Linked DNA regions of Homo sapiens: region 1 is linked to region 2. Evidence: read pairs that join two places in POLR2A ChIA-PET (ENCODE). Cell type or tissue: GM12878. All regions are shown on one strand. Each heading gives the region's core, and the rest is flanking DNA. Links, peaks and the distances in the headings are about the cores only. Region 1 has its middle 30 kb from the start of TASOR. Region 2 overlaps ARHGEF3-AS1 (ARHGEF3 antisense RNA 1).

What was found. ChIA-PET counts read pairs that join two places held together with the same protein. Peaks named below come from ENCODE experiments on the same cell type or tissue, not always from the same donor. Only the 100,000 strongest peaks of a DNase experiment are listed, where the experiment ranks them.
Region 1: POLR2A ChIA-PET joins it to region 2 with 6 read pairs; 4 of 35 experiments call an interaction of 5 or more read pairs at or near these places.

The regions. Positions count from the first base shown.
Region 1 is chr3:56,710,537-56,715,919 of GRCh38, reverse strand. No RefSeq gene overlaps it. Among named protein-coding and RNA genes, the nearest start is that of TASOR, 30 kb to the right of the region's middle. In GM12878, for the core only: a CTCF peak has its summit at 4,353 (motif pointing left); no DNase peak of the experiment used is centred there.
Region 2 is chr3:56,958,149-56,963,531 of GRCh38, reverse strand. It overlaps ARHGEF3-AS1 (ARHGEF3 antisense RNA 1), which reads right to left. Exons shown (of 3, transcript NR_046572.1): 3 at 2,678-2,952. It also overlaps a transcript of ARHGEF3 not described here. Among named protein-coding and RNA genes, the nearest start is that of ARHGEF3-AS1, 21 kb to the right of the region's middle. In GM12878, for the core only: no CTCF peak of the experiment used is centred there; DNase peaks (open chromatin) are centred at 3,121 and 4,255; H3K4me3 peaks cover 744 bases; H3K27ac peaks cover 393 bases.

The DNA of each region.
Region 1 (5,383 bases), core at 145-5,144, 250 kb after region 2:
GCAACTAAAACTAGTGAATAAGCTTAGCAAGTTTGCAGGATACACAATAAACATACAAAAAGCAATTATATTTCTATATGATAGCAATGAACAGTGACACATTTGAATTTGAAACAACACCATTTAGCATCAAAAATATGAAAAGCTTAGCGATACCTTTGAGAAAAATATGCAAAATGTACACTGAAAATTATAAAAAGAAATAACACTTAGAAGACCTAAGTGAATGGAAAGATATACCATGTTCATAGATGGAAGACTCAATATTAAGATGTCAGCTCTCCCTCAAATTAATTCATAGATTTAACACAATACAATCCTAAATCTAAGTGGGCTGTGTTGTAAAGATTGGCAATCTGATTTTAAAATAGTAATGGAAATCTAAGAGAACTAGAATAACCAAAACAATTCTGAAAAAGAACAACAAAGTTGAAAGACTTACCCAAACAAAACTCACTATAATGCTACAATAGCCAAGACAGTGTAATTCTGGTATGAAGATGGACAGTTGGGGCTGGGCGTGGTGGCTCACACCTGAAATCCTAGCACTTTGGGAGGCCGAGGCAGGCAGGTCATCTGAGGTCAGGAGTTTGAGACCAGCCTGACCAACATGGAGAAACCCTGTCTGTACTAAAAATACAAAATTATCCGGGTGTGGTGGCACATGCCTGTAATCCCAGCTACTCGGGAGGCTGAGACAGGAGAATTGCTTGAACCCAGGAGGCGGAGGTTGTGGTGAGCTGAGATCGTGCCATTGCACTCCAGCCTGGGCAACAAGATCGAAACTCCATCTCAAAACAAACAAACAAAAAAGATGGACAGTGGCCAGGCGCAGTGGTTCATGCCTGTAATCCCAGCACTTTGGGAGGCCGAGGAGGATGGATCACCTGAGGTCAGGAGTTCAAGACCAGCCTGGCCAACATGGTGAAACCCTGTCTCTACTAAAAATACAAAAATTAGTCGGGCATGGTGATGTGTGCCTATAATCCCAGCGACTTGGGAGGCTGAGGCAGGAGGATCGCTTGAACCTGGGAGGCAGAGGTTTCAGTAAGCTGAAATCACGCCACTGCACTCCAGCCTGGGCAACAGAGGGAGACTCTGTCTCAAAAAAAAAAAAAAAAAGATGGACAGTCAATAGATACAAATAGGAGTCCAGAAATATAACCAACATATATGGTCAATTGATTTTCAACAGGGTTGCAAAGTGAATTCAGTGATAAAGGATAATCCTTTCAATACATATTGTTAGAACAATTGGATATTTCTATGCAACAAAACCCAATAATTTAGGCCTTTACATTACATCTTATACAAAAATAAATGGATCATAGACATAAATGTAAAACCAAAAACTATACAACCTCTAGAGGAAATCAGGAGACAATATTTGTGACCTTGGGTTAGGCAAAGATTTCTTAAATGGGACCCACAAATTATAATCCATAAAAGAAAATAATTGATAACTAAGACATCATTAAAATTAAGAATTTCTGTTCTTCAAGATATGGATTAAAACACTGAAAAGACAAGCCACAGAGTGGTAGAAAATATTTGCAAATCACATCTCTGACAGAGAACCTGAATCCAGAATAAAGAAATCTCAAAATTCAGCCAGGTGTGGTGACTCACACCTGTAATTCCAGCACTTTGGGAGGCTGAGGAAAGTGGATCATTTGAGATCAGGAGTTTGAGACCAGCCTGGCCAACGTGGTGAAACCTGGTCTCTACTAATACTACAAAAATTAGCAGAGCATGGTGGCAGGTGCCTATAATCCCAGCTATTCGCGAGGCTGAGGCAGGAGAATCACTTGAGCCCGGGAAGCAGAGGTTGCAGTGAGTGAAGATTGCACCACTGCACTCCAGGCTGGGTGACAGAGTGAGACTCTGTCTCAAAAAAAAAAAAAGAAAGAAAAAAAAAGAAAAAAATCTTTAAAATTCAACGATAAGAAAACAACCCAATTTTAAAATGGGCAGAAGATTTAGACACTGACCAAAGAAGATATATGGATGGCAAATAAGCATATGAAAAGATACTCAACATTACTAGTCATTAGGTTAATGCAAATTAATGCCATGAGATACCACTACTCACCTACTCAGCTATTATAAATCTAAAGTTAAAAAGACTAACCATGGCAAATAGCATAAGAAAAATTGTTCAACATCACTAATCATCAGGGAAATGCAAATAAAAACTACAATGATATTATCTCACACCCATCAGTGGCTACTGTAAAAAAACAGATAATAAGTTAGCAAAGATGTGGAAAAATTGTACTTCAGTGGGAATGTAAAATGGTGCCACTGCTATGGAAAGCAGTACGGCAGTTCCTCAAAAAACGAAAAACAGAATTACCATGTGATTCAGCAAGCCCAATGCTGGGTATACACCCAAAAGAATTGAAAGCAGGATCTTGAAAAGATATTTGCACACCAGTGTTTGTTTCAACATTATTCACAATGGCCAAGACATGGAAGCAACCCTAGTATCAATGGATTAATGGATAAACAAACTATAGTAAATACACAAAACAGAATATTAGTCAGCTTTAAAAAGGAAGAAAATTATGATACATGCTACAGCATGGTTGAGCCTTGAGGACATTATGCTAGGTGAGATAAGCCAGTCACAAAAAGACAAACACTGTATGATTCCACTTACATGATGTATCTAAAGTAATAAAATTCATAAAAACAAAATAGAATGGTGGTTGCCAGGGGCTGGGTGGAGGAGAACATAAGGAGTTTTTGTTTAATGGAGATAAGAGTTTTAGCTTTGCAAAATAAGAAAGTTCTGGAGCTTTATTGTACAATAATGTGAATATATTTAACACTACTGTACACTTGAAGCCAGTTAAGGTGGTAAATATTATGTGGGGTTTTTACTTATTTCTTTTGAGATGGAGTCTCACTCTGTCGCCCAGGCTGGAGTGCAGTGGTGCGATCTCGGCTCACTGCAACCTCTGCCTCCTGGGTTCAAGCTATTCTCCTGCCTCAGCCGCCTGAGTAGTTGGGACTACAGGCATGTGCCCCCACGCCTAGCTAATTTTTATGTGGGTTTTTTAAACTACAATTAAAAATGAATAAAAATAGGCTGAGCTCGGTGGCTCATGCCTGTAATCCCAGCACTTTGGGAGGCCGAGGAAGGTGAATTGCCTGACCTCAGGAGTTCACAACCAGCCTGGGCAACCTAGTGAAACCCGGTCTCTACTAAAATACAAAAAATTAGCTGGCGTGGCGGCGTGCACTTGTAGTCCCAGTTTCTCAGGAGGCTGAGGCAGGAGAATTGCTTGAACCTGAGAGGCGGAGGTTGCAGTGAACCAAGATCGTGCTGTTGCACTCCAGCCTGGGCGACAAAGCGAGACTCCGTCTCAAAAAATAAAATAAATAAAAATAAACCAGGACTGGGCATGGTGGCTCATGGCTACAATCCCAGTACTTTGGGAGGCTGAGGTGGAAGGATCACTTGAGGCTAGGAGTTCTAGACCAGCCTGGGCAAAGTTATGAGATCTCATCTCTACTTAAAATGATACATTAGCCACACATGGTAGTGCATGCCTATTAGTTTCAGCTATTCGGGAGGCTGAAGTGGGAGAATCACTTGAGGTTACGAGTTTGAGGCTGCGATGAGCTAGGATCATGCCACTGCACTCTAGCCTGGGCAACAGAGCGAGGCTGTGTCTCTAAAAAAAAATAAAAAATAAAAATAAACCAAACTTCTGGTCCAGATAAGATGATGTAGACTCATTCCTCCCTGTTCCTCTTCACTAAGTACAACTATAAACCCTAGAAATAACTCAAAAGGCGACCAAAGAAGAATTCTGAAGGCTAAGAATAGGAAGGCAAACTGGTTTGAGACCCTGGAACTAGAGAAACAACACAGTGGCAGGGTATCTTACTCTCCACCCAACAGAAGACACTGACCCAGGCCCAGCATTTCTTGAAGCAGCAATAGAAGACAGCCCTGGTAGGCTCATTTTCCCAGATCCAACAGGAGCCTTCCAATACCACCAGGTGAGGCCAGCACCACCAGAGATGGGGATTGGTTGGGAGTCCTGCTAACAAGTGCCATGGGAAATAGTCTCCTTCCCCACTGAGAGATACCAAGATAACCAGGTGGTACCTGCAAGAGGGACCCTGCCACAAGTGGCTCAGCCCAGGAAGCCTCTGTGTTCCCATTGGCCTGAGACTCCTCTCCCCCACCCAGAGATGGCAAGGTCCCACCACAGCAAGCACCGGGCCCAGGAAGCAGTCTTTGTCCCTCACAAGCAAAGGGGATCCTGCCAAGCACCCAGCCAGGGAGACATCTTCATCCTCAAGGCTCTGAGTCTCATCTCCCCAACTGAGAGACACCTGGTGGTCTAGCCTGGGGAACCTCTGTTCCCTCCAGCAGCACCAATAAGGACCAGTGGGAGCCTCAGCAGCATCAGATAAACCAAGCAGACCAAAATAACACTGAAAGCGCTCTGAAAAATGTCATTGGAACCACAGCCCATAAAATTAGCCCAGGACCTGCACACTAAACCTAAACAAGGTAACTGCCAGTTAAAAGATTTAAGTAATATGCTCCTAATGTAATAGAAAAATGTCTAGAATATAATAAAAAATCACCCATCATGCCAAAAACCAGGAAAATTACAACTTGAATGAGAAAAGATCATCAATTGATGCCAACAAAAAAATAAGTCAAATACTGGCATTATCTGACAGGATTCTAAACCAGCTATCATAAAAATGCTTCAAAAGTCATTACAAGTTCTCTTCAGGAAGTCTCAGCAAATAAATAGATCTTATATTAAAATGTACTGAATGGAAAATATAGAACTTAAAAATACAAGCGCAGAAAAATTTTAAAATACTTCTTTGAATGGGCTCTATAGTAAAGTGAAGATGACAGACAAAAGAATCAGGGAATTCGAAGACAGATAAATAGAATTTATCTGAACCATAAAACACACTTAAATATTAACAAATAATGATGGGTGAGGTGGCTCACGCTGTAATCCCAGAACTTTGGGAGGCCGAGGTGGATGCATTGCTTAAGCTCAGGAGTTCAAGATCAGCCTGGGCAACATGGCAAAACCCTGTCTCTACAAAAACATATAAAAAAAAAATTGCTGGGTGTGGTGGCACCTGCCTGTAGTTCCAGCTACTGGGGAGGCTGAGGTGGGAGGATCACTTGAGCCCAGGAGGCAGACGTTGCAGTGAGCCAAGATCATGCCACTACACTTCAGTCCTGGTGACAGAGTGAGACCCTGTCTCAAAAAAAAAAAAAAGATAAAATACAGTTAAATATATATATATATATATATATATATATATATGAGCAGAGTCCCCAGGGACCTGTAAGATTTTTTTTTTTTTAAATCCAGCATTGTTATAC
Region 2 (5,383 bases), core at 250-5,249:
TCTTTGAGAAGGGAAAGTGGAGTTAGGAAATTAGAAAAGAGAAGTCTCTTTTCATGGTTACCTCAGGTCCAGATTTGTGGCCATGTTGTTATCTAAAACAAATATTCATAACACATTGAAGCCTTTGTTTTCTTTTGTGTATATTTTACCCAGTCCTTAAGAGTGAGATGTAAATTTCATTGGCCCTCCAATATGAGCCTCACCAATGATAATGGTAACTAACATTTACCCTTACTGGGTTAAAGAAGGAGTCTTCTCATAATGATAATAGCTAATTTGAGTACCTACTAAGTGCCAGACTCCCTGCTAGCCATTTTTTTTAGTACATGAATTTATTCCTTCAATTTTGTGAAAAGGGATTATTAGCCCCACTTTACAGATGAGAAAATGGAGGCTCAGAGGGAGTAGAGAGTAGGGAACTTGCTTGAAGTCCCCCACCAAGAAAGGGAGGGAGCCACTATTAGAACCCCAAGCTGGCTCTTCCCTAAACACCATGTTCTGAGCCCCACACAGTGCGCAGACAGCAGGAGCAGTCTAAATACATGTTCAATTCTGAACCCATACTAAGAAGCTGTTGTATAAGTGGTCGCTAAACCTCTTCTCAAGGTGACGAGAAACAGTCACATTTGTTTTCACATGGTGGGAAAATAAATTCTGCACTAACCCTAAGGCCTATTGCTGCTGACCTTATTCTGTTTGATTCCAGACACATACACTTGAATTTGAGATCATTCCCTAACTGAACCTTGAATGCTGATTTTTCTCTGCTACTGTGGGCATTTCTCCATTTCTATTATGAGCTTTCCCAAGGGTGGGGAGCTTGTGGCTTTTCTTTCCCACCTTTTGTAAGGTTGTAACCTCCCTCCACAATAGCAGCCCCCCAACTCCAACCCCTCCAACAATCTTGGAAGTTTCTCTCTTGCTGCTCACCCATCCCTGGCTTTCCTGTGAATCCCTCTATGGAAGTGGTCATACTTATCCTTGTGACATCTGTGAGACACTGGGAAATGCTGCCTAGACAGAAGGCTGTGCTTTGTAACCATGTGTGTACACCATGCACAGCCTGCTCACATGAGGAGCCTGAGGGCTGGACACAGACGATAGACACGCCCTCCAAGCCTTGTTCAGAAGCTCAGCTGAGTGTCTTTGTGTCTGGGAAACCTGCAGCATCAAGTGCTATTTTCTCACTTGGACTTTTGCTGATTGTGCAAAATACTGCTTCTACAATAGAAGAAATATACCCAGGACTGAGAGGCCCCTCCTTTGGTGAGGACCTGGTGTTGGTGCTTCCGTGATGGTGCACTTTATGCTGCTAGGATCCTTCACCAGCTTCATCAAGAAGCCTTCTCATCAGTATGGTTCTCCTTCCCTGAATCTGTGCATTAAAGCCACCTGGGTGGTAGTGTTTGGCTGGGGAGAAGGAGGAAATTATCAGGAGGCTATTATGGTATCAGGATATAATTTTCAAACATTTGTTATTATTTTTAGAGACAGGGTCTCCCTCTGTCACCCAGGCTGGGGGGCAGTAATATGATCATAGCTCGTTGCAACCTCAAACTTCTGGGCTTAAGCAATCTTCCTACCTCAGCCTCCCAAGTGGTTGGGACTACAGGCAGGCACCACAATGCCCAGCTAATTTGTTTTTATTTTTAGCGGAGATGGTGTTTCCCTATGTTGCCCAGGCTGGTCTTGAACTCTTGCCTTCAAGTGATCCTCCCACCTTGGCCTCCCAAAATGCTGGGATTACAGGCATGAGTCTTGTGCCTGGCCTAGAATTGTTAAGAGGGACTGTAGCTAATGTGAATGACCGGAAGCCTGAATGGTGGTGGGATGAGAGGAAGGTGGGAGCTAACAATTAGGGACAGCCCTTCTCTCGGTAGGTCTCCTGGCAGCTTCTCCAGCTGACAGGGACACTTAAGTTGCCCAACAGTATCCCGAATGGACAGATTTGCTCTGATGCTTTTTCTTTGGCTATGAGGCCTGATGGTGGGAAGCCCTGCTAAGCTGCTGCCCTCCCACAAGGAACCCCCAGGCAGCTTTCTTTCAGGGGTATGCTTTGCCCTGTTTGGGGGGACTTCTCTTCATGTGAGAGGGACTGCATCCTCTGGATCTGGAGTCAGACACATCTGGGTTTGAATCCCAAATTGGCCACCAAATAGCTGTGTGACTTCTGGCATGTGGTTTAACCTCTCTGAGCCTCAGTTTATCTCATCTATAAAATGCAGTAGTGACAATGTTCCCACTATATCATATTACATAATGTTATATAAAATTATGATGTAAGATTATTTATTTAAATGTATGTAATGCCATTATAATATATTGTGTATAAAATGTTATATAACACTGTTATAATGCTGTCTGTATGTCATGTATTTACATTATAACATAATAAGCTACCTTATAAGATTATTGTGAGACTTAGAGTACCTAAAGTGCTTAGTCCTGGGCACATCTGTAATTGAATCTGTGTTAATTATTGTGATAATTGACATTATGTGTGATCTTCTGTGGATTGCAACATGTAAGATAAAGACACATTTACTCAGAATGTTCTGGTATATATTGTTACTTTAGAAGCAATGAATTCCATCAAATAGTTAGGAAAGCAAAGCCCAGTTATGACTGAGAGGGAAGGGAGTGGTATCCAGGGAGAAGTATTGTTGAAATCCAAAAATTTTGTTTTAAAACAGACATTTATTTTCAGAAGGACTTAGGCCAACATGTAACTTAATGGAGAAGGGTATGAAACATAAATAACCACCCACATGTTCTCTGTCTTGCGATCTTATTAGCCTGGGTTTTTATTGCTTACGTGTGGGTGAAGAGGAGGTTGAGGCAGGAGGGGGCCTGGTTTAAAGGCACATCAGGTGGGAGTTCCCATAGTTTTGGTGAGTTGCCCTGGCTCTTCTGTGTCAGCCCTGCATCCTGGGTTGAATGCTGTTCTTGGAGCTAGGTGTTGAGAGAGAAAGGGGGACAGGGGCACCACGCTGACAGCTGGTAAAAACAGCAATGACAGAACCAGAGTTAGAGTCCTCATCTCATCTTGACTCAACACAGAGGGTATTATTTCCCCTGTTTTGCATGTAAGAAAACCAAAGCTCAAGAAATTAAGCCTCGTGTTCAGAGTCACAGCGCTAATAAACACCATGGTATTTGAGGTCAGACAACTAAGAACAGAATCCCAATTTCATCTGTGTGATCAGAATCAAAGCACTTAATATCCCTAGGCGTCAGTGCTCTTATCTATAAAATGGGTACAATAATGCATCCTAACTCACAGGGTGAGAGTCATGGGATTAACTATGTAAAATATTAGCATATGCTTTTTAAAGTGCTCAGTATTGGTTAGTTGCTGCTATTATTGTAATTACCTTGTATTTTATCTCTTTTGTATGGTAGAGCAATCAAGATTTTTACTCAGCTCTAACATACCACAAAGCCTGTACACTGGTCACTACATGCTTTCTGCCTTGCATTATTGCTGATTACAGCAGAAAGGTCAAGGTAAAAGTGACTATTGTGTAACCAACCTTTTGGGGTTTGTTTGTTTCTGAGATGGAGTCTCGCTCTGTCACCCAGGCTGAGTGCAGTGGTGCAATCTCGGCTCACCGCAACCTCTGCCTCCCGGGTTCAAGCGATTCTCCTGCCTCAGCCTCCCGAGTAGCTGTGATCACAGGTGCCCACCAGCATGCCTGGCTAATTTCTGTATTTTTAGTAGAGATGGGGTTTCACCATGTTTGCCAAGCTGGTCTTGAACTCCTGACCTCAAGTGATCTGCCTGTTTCGGCCTCCCAAAGTGCTGGGATTACAGACGTGAGCCACCGCACCTGGCCAGCCTTTTGGTACATCAGTGACTAAAGCCCCAGGAAAAGTCCAAGGTGGATGCTTTTCAGAGATGCTTTTCAGCAAACATGAAATCTGAATATCCATATTGACAGACATCACATGTTTTAGGGGAGTAATTTATCCATAAAAATATTGAAAAAGGTATTCCTGTAGTTATATTGGCAGCTACAAAATTTGATTAGGAGACAGAAATAAGGTGCTTCTGGTGTGCCTGGAGTCTCTTTGTGCTGGTCTGTCTTGAAGCTGCCTCCACTGCCTCTAAGGAAATTGATTCATGTTGAGAGGTTAACAGGTGAGGAAACCAGTTTCAGCTTGTTACGCGGGGGCTAAATGTCCCGTTGATGGTTGCTTTAAAAACCTGGAGCTCAAATGTACCCCTTGTTGGAACTCCCCAGCATGTCTGTGTGACAAGGGAGAGTTCCAGGCTGAGCTGAAGCTATACATCTCCTGATAGTGTCCATGTGGGAATTGAGTCTATGTGAAAATTCAAGACAAAGATTGGGAGTCTGGTCTGACTTTTTTATTGCATCCAGGTTGCGTGTTAGATTTTATTTTACTTTATACAGATGAAGGGCTATTTTAAGGGACTCTGGGACTTTCCTGCTGGGGAACTGAGAAGGAGTTTGGGGTGAATTTGGCTGCTGAAGATTGCAGAGCTGTTGAAAACTCCATCCACCTTGTTTGGGCCATTTCTTGAGGCATCTCTCTTTTTGATAAACCTGCATTTGAAAGCAGTGACTTCCTCTGAATATCCAACCACTGAATAATGAATACATTGTCTTTTCTCTTCTAGGCCTAAACGGCAGCGGCAAAACAACTTTCCCATGTTTCCCTCTCCTAAAGCCTGGAATTTCAGAGGGGTAAGTGTTGCCCTGGGTAGCCCCTGCTGTTAAATGTCCTATTATGGATACATGCTCTGGCCTCCAGAACGGACGCTGTTAGGGTTGGTTTTACTAATCAAAGTCTCCATCAGGAGCGCATCTGTGCTTTACCACTTGGGGAAGTCACACTTGAATCAGTGGTTGTGGGTTAAGTAAAAACTCCAAGTGGTGGCCAGGCGTGATAGCTCATGTCTGTAATCCCAGCACTTTGGGAGGCCAATGTGGGAGGATCGCTTGAGCCTAGGAGTTTGAGACCAGCCTAGGCAACATGGCGAAGCTGCTACTCTACAAAAAAAAATATGAAAATTAGCTGGGCACGGTGGCATGTGCCTGTAGTCCTAGCTACTCAGGAGGCTGAGGTGGGAGGATCACTTGAGCCCAGGAGACGGAGGTTGTGGTGAGCTGAGATCATGCCACTGCACTCCAGCCTGTGCAACAGAACGAGACTCTGTCTAAAATTAAAAAAAAAAAAAAAAAAAAAATTCAAGTGGCCCAGTAAGCTTCTGCTGACATTCACCTGCCCTGAGGGTCTTGGGCTGCAGGAAGCATCTTGTGAAGAAGCTAAGAAGTGTCAAGGTTGCTGAGGCAGGCATTGGGGCTGTTTTCTTTGGAACCTGGAGGGAACCAGTGTACAATGAAGGAAAAAAGAAATC